Regions from separate parts of the Homo sapiens genome. Here region 2 is linked to region 1. Evidence: chromatin loops called from intact Hi-C (ENCODE). Cell type or tissue: heart right ventricle. All regions are shown on one strand. Links, peaks and the distances in the headings refer to the core of each region. The heading gives the core; the rest is flanking DNA.

What was found. A loop is a pair of places that touch in the nucleus more often than their neighbours do. Peaks named below come from ENCODE experiments on the same cell type or tissue, not always from the same donor. Only the 100,000 strongest peaks of a DNase experiment are listed, where the experiment ranks them.
Region 2: a loop joins it to region 1, with 1.9 times the contacts of the local background. A loop is called at or near these places in 6 of 110 quality-filtered maps.

What each region holds. Positions count from the first base shown.
Region 1 is chr17:17,888,404-17,893,772 of GRCh38, reverse strand. TOM1L2 (target of myb1 like 2 membrane trafficking protein) reads left to right here. Exons shown (of 15, transcript NM_001082968.2): 4 at 1-112. Among named protein-coding and RNA genes, the nearest start is that of SREBF1, 54 kb to the right of the region's middle. RefSeq lists enhancers at 2,673-2,822, 4,463-4,964. In heart right ventricle, for the core only: CTCF peaks have their summits at 2,384 and 2,583 (motif pointing left); a DNase peak (open chromatin) is centred at 2,570; H3K27ac peaks cover 407 bases.
Region 2 is chr17:17,952,378-17,957,746 of GRCh38, reverse strand. All of the region lies in intron 1 of TOM1L2 (target of myb1 like 2 membrane trafficking protein), which reads left to right. Among named protein-coding and RNA genes, the nearest start is that of TOM1L2, 17 kb to the left of the region's middle. In heart right ventricle, for the core only: no CTCF peak of the experiment used is centred there; no DNase peak of the experiment used is centred there; H3K27ac peaks cover 1,435 bases.

The sequences.
Region 1 (5,369 bases), core at 107-5,106:
CCACATCCTTGTGGCCAACCGAGATTTCATCGACAGTGTTCTGGTCAAAATTATATCTCCCAAGAACAACCCTCCCACCATTGTACAGGACAAAGTGCTTGCTCTGATCCAGGTAGGTTGGACCCCTTGCCCAATTTGTTGGAACAGAGTAAGATGAAGTCTCTTATTGATGAGTCCTCATGCTCTCCCACCATTTGGAGGAAAAAAAAAATGGAGACTTCTACATTTAAAATATTTGGTGCAAAATACTTCAAAAAAAATTCTCATCCCACTGGAATGAAATTCTAATTGATGGCTCTCCAGCCAGTTAACAGAGCCTTCCTGAAGCTTTCTGGGTGCCATCCCTCTGCTGCTCACAAAGGCAGGTAGGGTGGCCTCAACAGGCCTCTGAGAAAACTTGGAGTAGGAAGAACCATGTTAGAGCTACGTGCGGGTTTGGTGAGGTCACAGGGCAGGGGCCAACTCTGGGTCAGGCGGAGCAAGGTAAGGGGCTGGGGATGGTGTTAAGGGATGTTTCACTGAGGAGATGACATTTCCATTGGACCCTGAAGAATGATGGGGAGTTTGGTGGAAAAGTCAGTGGGAGAGACTTCACAGGCAGGGAGAATAGCATGTGCAAAGGCCCAGACGCATCAAAGAGAGCAGTTGGCATATTTGGGTTGTATTTGTTATCACTCACTGTGTTACAAATTACCTCAAAACATACCTTCAAACGGAAAATGTTCATTATCTCTTAGTTTCTGTGGGCCAGGAATTCAGGAGCAGGTGGCTGGGCAATTCTGGCTTGGAGTCTCTCTTGAGGTTGCATTGTCTGAAGGCTCGACTATAGCTGGAGGCTCCACTTCCACCATGGTGCACCCACATGGCTGTTGGCAGGAAGCCTCAGTTCCTTGATGACTATTGGCAAGAGACCTGAGTTTATCACCATGTGGACATCAAGATTAGGTCTTGATGACCTAGCCTTGGAAGTCACATACCATTTTTTTCTGTTATATTCTATTTGTTAGAAGGGAGTCACCAGGCCTAGCCTCAAGAGTAGGGGAAATAAACTCCATCTCTTGAAGAAAGGAGGATCAAATAATTTGTGGACATGTTGTAGAGACCACTATGTGGGGAAGGGGGTGTAATGAAGAATGTTGGGGGCAGGGCTTGGGGTGGGGGAGCAGGCAGGAGATGGGACCAGAAGGATGCCCAGAGGCCAGTGGCCATGCATGCTGAGGAGGCATGCTTGGTCCTGTAGGCAGTGGGAAGACATCGAAGGGCTCTGAGCTGGGATGTGTGCAGACCTGGGTTTTAGACAGAGCACGTGGTGACACAGAAGGCACATAAGTCAACAGGCACATCCAGCCTGGGTGATTAGTGCTGTGGCAGAGGCAAGACAAGGGCCTGCAGGAGCCAAGAGGAGAGACAAACCTAGGGCTGGGCGTGGGGCTCCAGCAAGGGCAAAGGGAGGCAACCAGGCAGAGGCAGCGGAGAATGCAGGAAGTGGAGTGCCGGGGCAGGCCGGGCTCTCAGATGGGTCAGGTGTGCAGCTGGAGAGGAGCCTCTGTCCATTCCCTGTGCTCACTTCCCTCTGCCTGAAAGGTCTTTCCCCAGCTTTCAGAGCAGTGACTCCTCCTCCTCATTCACAGGTGCCTCGGAGGCCTCCAGCTGGTTTTAAGCACACACACTCTCTGTCTCACATCATCCTTTTTTGTGGTCTTCAAGACTGGCTTTGCTAACATTTCTTTTGTCTGCCTCATTCTTCGTTCCCTAAGAACCCAGGGACATGCTGTCCCCAGGGTCTAGAGCAGTGTAATGTGTAGAGCGGGTGTTCAGTATTTCTTTATAATGAATGAGTGAATGTAGTTAATTCTGAGGAACTCTGGGAGGCCTTCCCCTGTTTACCCTAGGGTTGTCCCTCGTCCCTGTTCTGCCCACCCAATATCCTTCTGTCTCTCTGTCTCCCTCTGACACACACACACACACACACACACACACACACACACGTGTGCATGCACTTTACCTTCCTCATACACCCCACTCTACCACAGCCCTTCCTTCTGGGGCTGCACTCCCCTACCTCAATACCCCCAGGAATTCATGTTAGGAAAACAAATGGTGGCTTCTTCTCACAAAGCATGTCCTGTGGTAGAGCTTTCTGACCCCGAGGCCTGTCTGCAGGGTGGCGGGCCCAGCAGGGTGGCTAGCCTACCGCATGGCAAGCACAGTTATCACAAGGGGTGTGAACTGCACTGTCCCTGCTGACTGTGTGGGGACCATGGCTGAGGGCAGACACAGCCTTCTTCACTGGCTGTGGCCCACACCTCTACCCTGAGGATGCCTGTCCCCGCACACCCTGCCCTCACCTCCAAGCTTTCCTATCAGGATCACCCCTCCACACTTTCCAGCTCCTCCTAGCTTTTACCCAGTCCTGCTGCTAACCTCAGACAGGTGTACTAATTTATTGTGGGCATGTACCACCTTATCTGTAAAATGGAACTTGGGGTTCTTGCCTGTCTGCTCTCAATCCTGAGCCCATGAGATCAGCCCAAGGTGTGAAGTGGCCAGCACCATGTTCTGAGGCCTCCCCCTGCTGGTCTGGCAGTAGCAGTGTGTGCTGGCCATGGGGACCTGAGCAGAACAGGGCCTTGAGATGCCTCACAAGCTTCTGCCTGGCTGGACAGTTTCCTGGTCCAGCTGTGAAAAGCATGGGCTTCAGATAAGGGTGCTACTCCTAGATGGGGGTTGATAACCCAGCTGGAGAGTGTTCTTCCTCTCCAGATTTGCAGTGTTCCTGAAGAGCTCTTACCTTTGGTAACGGCTGCCCAGCAGAGGACAGCAGGCAGCATTCAGCTGTGGGTGGCTTGGCTTCTGTAACAGGGTGAACCAATGGAATAAACAGGATCCCTAGCCCTTTCTTTTTTTTAAACTTTTAATTGAATTATAATATATATACAGGAAATCACACATAAAAGTGTATACAACTTGATAAATTTTCACAAACTGAACATGTAACCAGCCCCTGCATCTAGAAACAGAATATGACCACACCCAAAACCTCCCACCTTCCGGATGACCACTTGCCTGAGCTCTCACAGCATAGACGAGTCTTCTCTGTTCCTGAACTTCATCCAGAGTGCTCTGTTGCCTCTGCTGTGTTTGTGGGTGTCACACGCATTGTTGCCTGTGATTCTAGGTCTTTCGTTGCCATTGCTGTGCCAAGTCCTGTTGTGTGAACACACTACAGTTTATTTACCCCTCCCACTGTTGATGGGGACTTGGTGTTTGCAGTTTGGGGGTACTGTGAAAAATGCTGCTATGAGCATCTAGCACTTGACTTTTCTTGAGCATATATATATTCCTTTTTAATGGGAATATATTAAGTTGAATATGTGAAAGTGCCATCTTTGTTGGTCAAAAATGGCCAAATATTAGCAATTTCATATGTATCCACCTCATACCGGGGTGTGAGGTTGCTGTGTGGTGGGGAATGGGCTCCACTGGGCTCTTGGGTGTTCTCAGCCACCAGCACCCAAGAATGTTAGTTGCTTCGCATCCTCACCCACACACCCTGTTTTCAATCTTCTTCATTAGAGCATGGAGTAGCATTGCATTGGGTCAACCTTTTTTTAGCCCCTTTGAGAAAGAAAGTACTTTTATTTGCATGTTGAATATACTTTAGAAAACTTAAGACTCCCCCAGAGACTCTGACAATTCCCCCAGGAGAGAAAGTGCTGCTCCCACCATGAGACAAGAATGGGGTTGGAGGTGACAGGTCACTGGCTGCCTTGCCAGCCTGTGAGTTGGTAGCAGCTCTCATATCAATGCGGCTAGGCTGAGAGGAGGTTCAGCTAAGTGTGGGGTGCCAGAGCGGTAACAGACTTCTCTGCACCATCGTGGTATCAGGATGCTTCTTGGTGCTCTTCAGAGAAGTGGGACAGGGTCAGTCCTGGCCCTACCCTCAGGGAGCCTGCAGTTTAACTGGAGAAGCAAAGGTTTGCAGATGACAGAGGGTGAGGGCCCAGCCAGGAAGGACTTAAACTGGCTTTTGACTGTTTGTGGCTTGGGGGTGGAGTGGGGTACAGCCTTAACCTTTCCATTATGGAAAAGTAGATCGAATGTGTTAGCACTTGAAAAGCTTTCAAGGTAAAGGGGCCACACAGACGTGCCTCCCTAACACCTCCTGCCTGTGAGGCATGGTTGGGGGTCCTGGCAGAGGTAGAACCCATGGCTCTGATTACCAGCTGCTGGCCAAAGCCCACTGCCCCTTTGGTTGCCCTGAGGATGGTGGAAGCAGAGCTGCAGCCAGATTGAGGGGAAGGGGGAGGTTGGGCTCCACACTAGCTTTTCCAAAGTCCCCCTGTGCCTATAGGGAAGTGGGTGATAGAGCTCATCCGTGCATATCTGCCTGCCCCCAGCCCACCTTCTGATTCCCTTTCAGAGTGCCATTCGCAGGCATGGTCAGCCTACCCAGTGGCACCTTTGCCATCAGTAGCACCCTGGCCAACTGCAAAGAGAATCCAGCTGATGCCTACCCCTCCTTTCCCCACTGTACTCCTTCCTTTCCCGTATGGGGGCTTTCTGTCTTCTGGCTGCCCTCCAGCCATCCGTAGCCACCCCATCCCCCTCAACCCGCCAAAAGACAGACCCAGCAGTGTGGTTCTGGTACTTTTTACCAACATGTGCGAGGGCTCAGTCGGCTTACCCGCACCACAGGATCTGCCTTTCTGGATGGAGCCGGTCTCCCTGGGAGGATGGGAGGAAAGACACATTGAGAGTGGTGCAGCCTGGTTGGTAGCTTGCTGACACTCACTTCTACCCCCAGGGGCACCAAAGACTTCCCTTCCGGCAGCTTTCAGCTTCACCCCTATGTTTTCACCTCATGCCTTGGCTGGTGTTTTGGCTTGTGTCCCTTTTTGTTTGCTTACATTAAGTCCCATTTGTTGAGAAGACAAAAAGGATGCTCCCACTCTATGCCATCCCTGAGCCTTTCCCTTGAAATTGTTTTCAGGAGCGGAAATGGAGTCATCCTGGCAGAGTCACCTCAGTGTGGTCATGCCTCTCCAGCCCCCCTCCCCATGCCCCAGCAATAGTCTAACCATATGCACTTTCCACTGAAGAAAGTGAACTGATTGGGGTGGGGATGGGAGTGGGGACAGGAGAAACTGGAGGTGTGTGTTCTTTGAAGACGTCAGAGCCTGGTAGCTGGGCTCTGGCCAGATTCTGTGTGGACAGCAGCTCCCTGGGGACCCTGTCACTGGGAATAGGAAGTCTGGTCTGGGGCATAAGCAGGAGCTGACAGAAGCTCCCTTCTATCCAAAGGCATCCCAGAGCCCATAGTTTAAATCAGCAATGGTTTATTGGTCTGAAATTTGATGATTCAAAGC
Region 2 (5,369 bases), core at 219-5,218, 64 kb before region 1:
GTGTGTGTATAGCCTGTGATATGTAAGTATATACACACATGTAAATACATGCACACAGGTAAATATATACATATACATATTTTATATATATTTTATATAAATATGTTATACTTTATATATATTTTGTGTAAATGTATATATATTTGCCTTCTAATGATTTTCACTGAGGTAGTTTACTTGTAGTAAAATGCATACATTTTGTTATAATTTTGACACATGCTTACATGTTGTCACCTTACCCCATCAAGATACGCACTGTCAACCTCACCCCAGAAAGCTCCCTCAGGTCCCTTCCCAGTTAATCCTCTCCTCCAACACACTGCAGAGGGAACCACTGATCTTTTATCTCTTCTAGAAGTTCATGAGTGGAGTCATACAGTATATGCTCTTTTGTGTTGAATCCCAGTGATATTTTGAAGAAGAATCATATGCATTGTTTTCTCTACCTGCCATTTTGAAAGGCTGTATAAGGGAGTGGTGGCTCATGCCTGTAATCCCAGCACTTTGGGAGGCCAAGGCAGGAGGATTGCTTGAGGCCAAAAATTTGAGGCCAGCCTGGGCAACATAGCAAGACCCTGTTTCTACAAAAAATTTAAAAATTAGCTGGGTGTGGTAGTGCTACTCCCTGTAGTCCTAGCTACTTTGGAGGCTGAGGCAGGAGGATTGCTTGAGCCCAGGAGGTGGAGACTGCAGCGAGCTATGATTGTGCCACTGTACTCTTGAGAGGTGACAGCGTGCTGGCAGCCGTTGCTCGCTCTCAGGCGCCTCCTCAGCCCCGATGCCTTCTCTGGCTGTGCTTGAGGAGCCCTTCAGCCCGCCGCTGCACTGTGAGAACCCCTCCCTGGGCTGGCCGAGGCCGGAGCCGCCTCCCTCAGCTTGCAGGGAGATGTGGAGGGAGAGGCGCGGGCGGGAACCGGGCTGCGCGTGGCGCTTGCGGGCCAGCGCGAGTTCTGGGTGGGCGTGAGCTCAGCGGGCCCAGCACCGCAGGCCCCGGGCAGTGAGGGGCTTAGCATCCAGGCCAGCAGCTGCGGAGGGTGTGCCATTCCCCCAGCAGTGCCGGCCCGCCAGTGCTGTGCTGGAATTCTCGCCGGGTCTCAGCGGTCTCCCTGCGGGGCAGGACTCTGGACCTGCAGCTCACCATGCCTGAGCCTCCCTGCCGTGGGCTCCTATGCGGCCCGAACCTCCCCAAGGAGCGCAAACCCCTGCTCCACTGCGCCCGGTCCCATCGACCGCCCAAGGGCTGAGGAGTGCAGGCGCACTGCCAGGGACTGGCAGGCAGCTCCACCTGTGACCCAGGTGTGGGATCCACTGGGTGAAGCCAGCTGGGTTTCTGAGTCTAGTGAGGACTTAGAGAACCTTTATGTCTAGCTAAGGGATTGTAAATACACCAATCAGCACTCTGTGTCTAGCTCAAGGTTTGTAAATGCACCAATCAGCACTCTGTATCTAGTTAATCTGGTGGGGACTTGGAGAATCTTTGTGTCTAGCTCAGGGATTGTAAACGCACCAATCAGCACCCTGTCAAAATAGGCCAATCAGGTCTCTGTAAAACAGACCAATCAGTTCTCTGTAAAATGGACCAATCAGCAGGATGTGGGTGGGGCCAGAGGCAGTAGTGGTAACCCACTTGGGTCCTTTTTCGTGCGGGGGAGGCTTTGTTCTTTTGCTCTTTGAAACAAATGTTGCTGCTTACTCCATGAGTCCACTGCTTTTATGAGCTGTAACACTGGCTGCAAAGGTCTGCAGTTTTTCTCTTGAGGCTGGCGCAGACCACGAACCCATTGGGAGGAATGAACAATTCCAGGCGGTAGGAGCGAACAACTTCAGACACGCTGCCTTAAGAGCTGTAACACTCACCGCGAAGGTCTGCAGCTTCACTCTTGAAGCCAGCGAGACTACGAACCCACCAGGAGGAAGAAACTCAGAACACAGCTGAACATCAGAAGGAACAAACCCCAGACACGCCGCCTTTAAGAACTGTAAAACTAACTGCGAGGGTCTATGGCTTCATTCTTGAAGTCAGTGAGACCAAGAACCCACCAATTCTGGACACACTCTAGCCTGGGTGGCAGAGCAAGACTCCATCTCTTAAAAAACAACAAAGAAGAGGCTGGGCGCAGTGGCTTATGCCTGTAATCCCAGCACTTTGGGAGTCCGAGGCAGGAGGATCACGAGGTCAGGAGATCAAGACTGTCCTGGCCAATATGGTGAAACCCTGTCTCTGCTAAAAATACAAAAAATTTATCTGGGCTTGGTGGCGTGTGCCTGTAATCCCAGCTACGTGGGAGATGGAGGCTGGAGAATCGCTTGAACCCGGGAGGCAGAGATTGAGGTGAGCAGAGATGTCGTCACTGTACTCCAGCCTGGCGACAGAGCAAGTCTCTTGTCTCAAAAACAAAAAAAAAAAAAAAAAAAAAAAAAGGAATTGTGTGGTCTGGGGTCCTGCCGTTCCCACTAGCTGCTGTGGTTTGAGAAGTGAGGGCCCTCTGCCGGTGACCACCATATTGTCTGCTGAGTATGATAGAAGAGGTGGAGAGAACAGCTTGATTTCCAGATTCTAGGTTGAGTTTGTTTCTATAATTGTTGGTGTCACAGTCTTCTCACTTGTCAGCTGGGCAAATCAGATCCACCAGCAGATGAGAGACTAACTATGACACCCGAAAATGTCACTTGTGATGGCACATTTCTGACAAGGTGCCCATGAGATGCAATCATTTCAATTCCATAAATGCTTTTTGAACATAAAGACATTGCTCTAGGGTGAGCAACAGCAAAAGAAACGGAGGTCAGGAAGGGGCTGAGCAAATGGATGGAGGAGCCACACTGCCATGGAGGTTCTGGGACCTCTCTTGGCCTTAGAGCGTAGTATCTGTGTGAGAGTTTTTTGTTTGTTTTCATAATGTGTTTAGCATGTGTTTGCTCTTAGTTTTCTCCTCCTCTAACTTAGTCCAGCCCTTGGTCATGCCTGGACCATTGCTTGAGGCTGTAAGTTAGACCAGTTCAATACCACCTAGCTGGTCTCCTCCTTCATATTCTCCCTCCCTTTCTACACTCTGGAACCTTCCAAAACTTTGGACAACTCTACCAGAAAATTTCTGGAACTCCCCATCTCCTTTAGAATGATTTATAAATAGGGCCAGGCGCGGTGGCTCACACTTGTAATCCCAGCACTTTGGGAGGCCAAGGTGGGTGGGTCATCTGAGGTCAGTAGTTCGAGACTAGCCTGGCCAACATGGCGAAACCCCGTCTCTACTAAAAATACAAAAATTAGCAGGACATGGTGGTGGGTTCCTGTAATCCCAGCTACCAGAGAGGCTGAGACAGGAGAATCATTTGAATCTGGGAGGCTGAGGTTGCAGTGAGCCAAGATTGCACCATTGCACTCTAGCCTGGGTGTCAAAAGCGAAGCTCCATCACAAAAAAAAAAAAAAAAAGAATGATTTATAAATGTAGCCTGGTGTTCAAGGCCTTCACTGACTGGGCTTCTTCCCGTCTTTTCTCTTACCAAGGTCTCTACTTACTTTGCCGTTCCCACTCCCTCCTTTTCTGTGCTCAGCATGGCCTTTGGCCCTGCAAAGCATCCCTTCTCTCTTGCTCATGGTTTAGACCAATATACCCTTTGAAACCTAACCTAGATCTTCCCACTGCCACAAAGCTGGCCCAGAAGCCTCTGAACTGCAGTGGCACTTATAACTTATATGTATTTAATAATTATCTGACTATTTGAATGCACTATGTTGAGCCGGTGGGATTTTGAATTCAAAGATGAACAATGCTTGCCCTGTCCTATGCCTGTCCTGAGAGTGGCTAACTGTACAGGGTACAAGGGAAGGCATCCTTGTGTGACTTGGAAGAAGAGGCAAGGCAATGAACATGCATAGAGCACCTGCTTGTGCAGGGGACTGTGCTGTGTTCTTTCAAGATTTTATCTCATTTAACCCTCTTGACTTTGTGAGATGGCATTTTTACCTGTGTTGTGACTTTCTCAGAATCACACAACCAACAGGATTGAAACCCAGTGAGGCCCACTACACACCCTATGTGCTCCCCCCACTCATGTGTCTTCATGTGTGTTGGGCTGGTGGGGGCAGGTCAGTGAGGTCAGCTGTGGGCTGTTTCTACACCCCATCCATGTGCATGCTGTGGGGCACAGGTTTCCTCCTGGGTTAGGGGCCAGGTGATGCTTAAGGCTCTGCCCCCATGGTGGTCCCTATTTGGGATCTGCCTCTTAAACAGTTGGTGACGCCTTTTGCAGGGACAGTGGTTCTCTGTCCTCCTGAGGTGGGGAAAGTGATCCGGGGCACTCCTGCTTGTCTCTAGCACCTTACAGGAATACTGCAGCAACCAAACTGCTGCTTCCTGATTAATTCATGCTCAAGGACCAGAATGACTCTCTGCAGTCTTTTGTTTTTATGGTGGTAAAATACACATAACATAACATTTACCTTTATTTATTTATATTTTTTTGAGACAGAGTCTCGCTCTGTTGCCCAGGCTGGAGTGCAGTGACAAGATTTCGGCTCACTGCAACCTCTGCCTCCCCAGTTCAAGCAGTTCTCCTGCCTCAGCCTCCTAAGTAGCTGGGATTACAGGTGTGACCACCACGCCTGGCTAATTTTTGTATTTTTTTTGTAGAGATGGGGTTTCGCCATGTTGGCCAGGCGGTCTCAAACTCCTGGCCTCAAGTGATCTGCCCACCTCAGCCTCCCAAATGAAGGGGTGGGGACCAGTCTGTTGGGCATGGCGTCCCAGAAGCCCCATTGCAGCCCTATTGTGGTGGGCAGGCTGCTTTTGAGAATGTGTATACACCTTTTCAACCTTCCTGTTCTGTCAGGGCAGCGGAGGAGGAAGTGTGCCTCAGGTGGCTAAGGGGCCTTCCTGCAGCAGGACCAGCATTCCATGTTGCTTCTTACTCCAGTGTTCCTCTACCCCAGAGGCTGCCTTCTCTTTGGTCTTTTGTGCATACTGGGCATCCTAAAGCTGTTTGTTTGCCCTTCAGTGAATGGGACTGACACAGAGACCCATTTTTGTTTTTAAAAATTATAAAATATAGGCTGGGTGTGGTGGCTCACACCTGTAATCCCAGCACTTTGGGAGGCTGAGGCTGGAGGATCTCCTGAGCCCAGGAGTTTGAGACCAGCCTAGGCAACACAGTAAGACCTTGTTGCTACAAAGAATATTTAAAAACTTAGCCAGGCGTGGCAGCACGCACCTGTGGTCCCAGCTCCTCAGGAGGCTGAGGCAGGAGGATTGCTTGAGCCTGGGAAGGTCGAGGCTGCAGTGAGGTAAGATCACACCACTGCACTCCAGCCTGGGAACAGAGTGAAATCCTGTCTCAAAAAAAAAAAAAAAAAAAAAAAAAAAAAAAA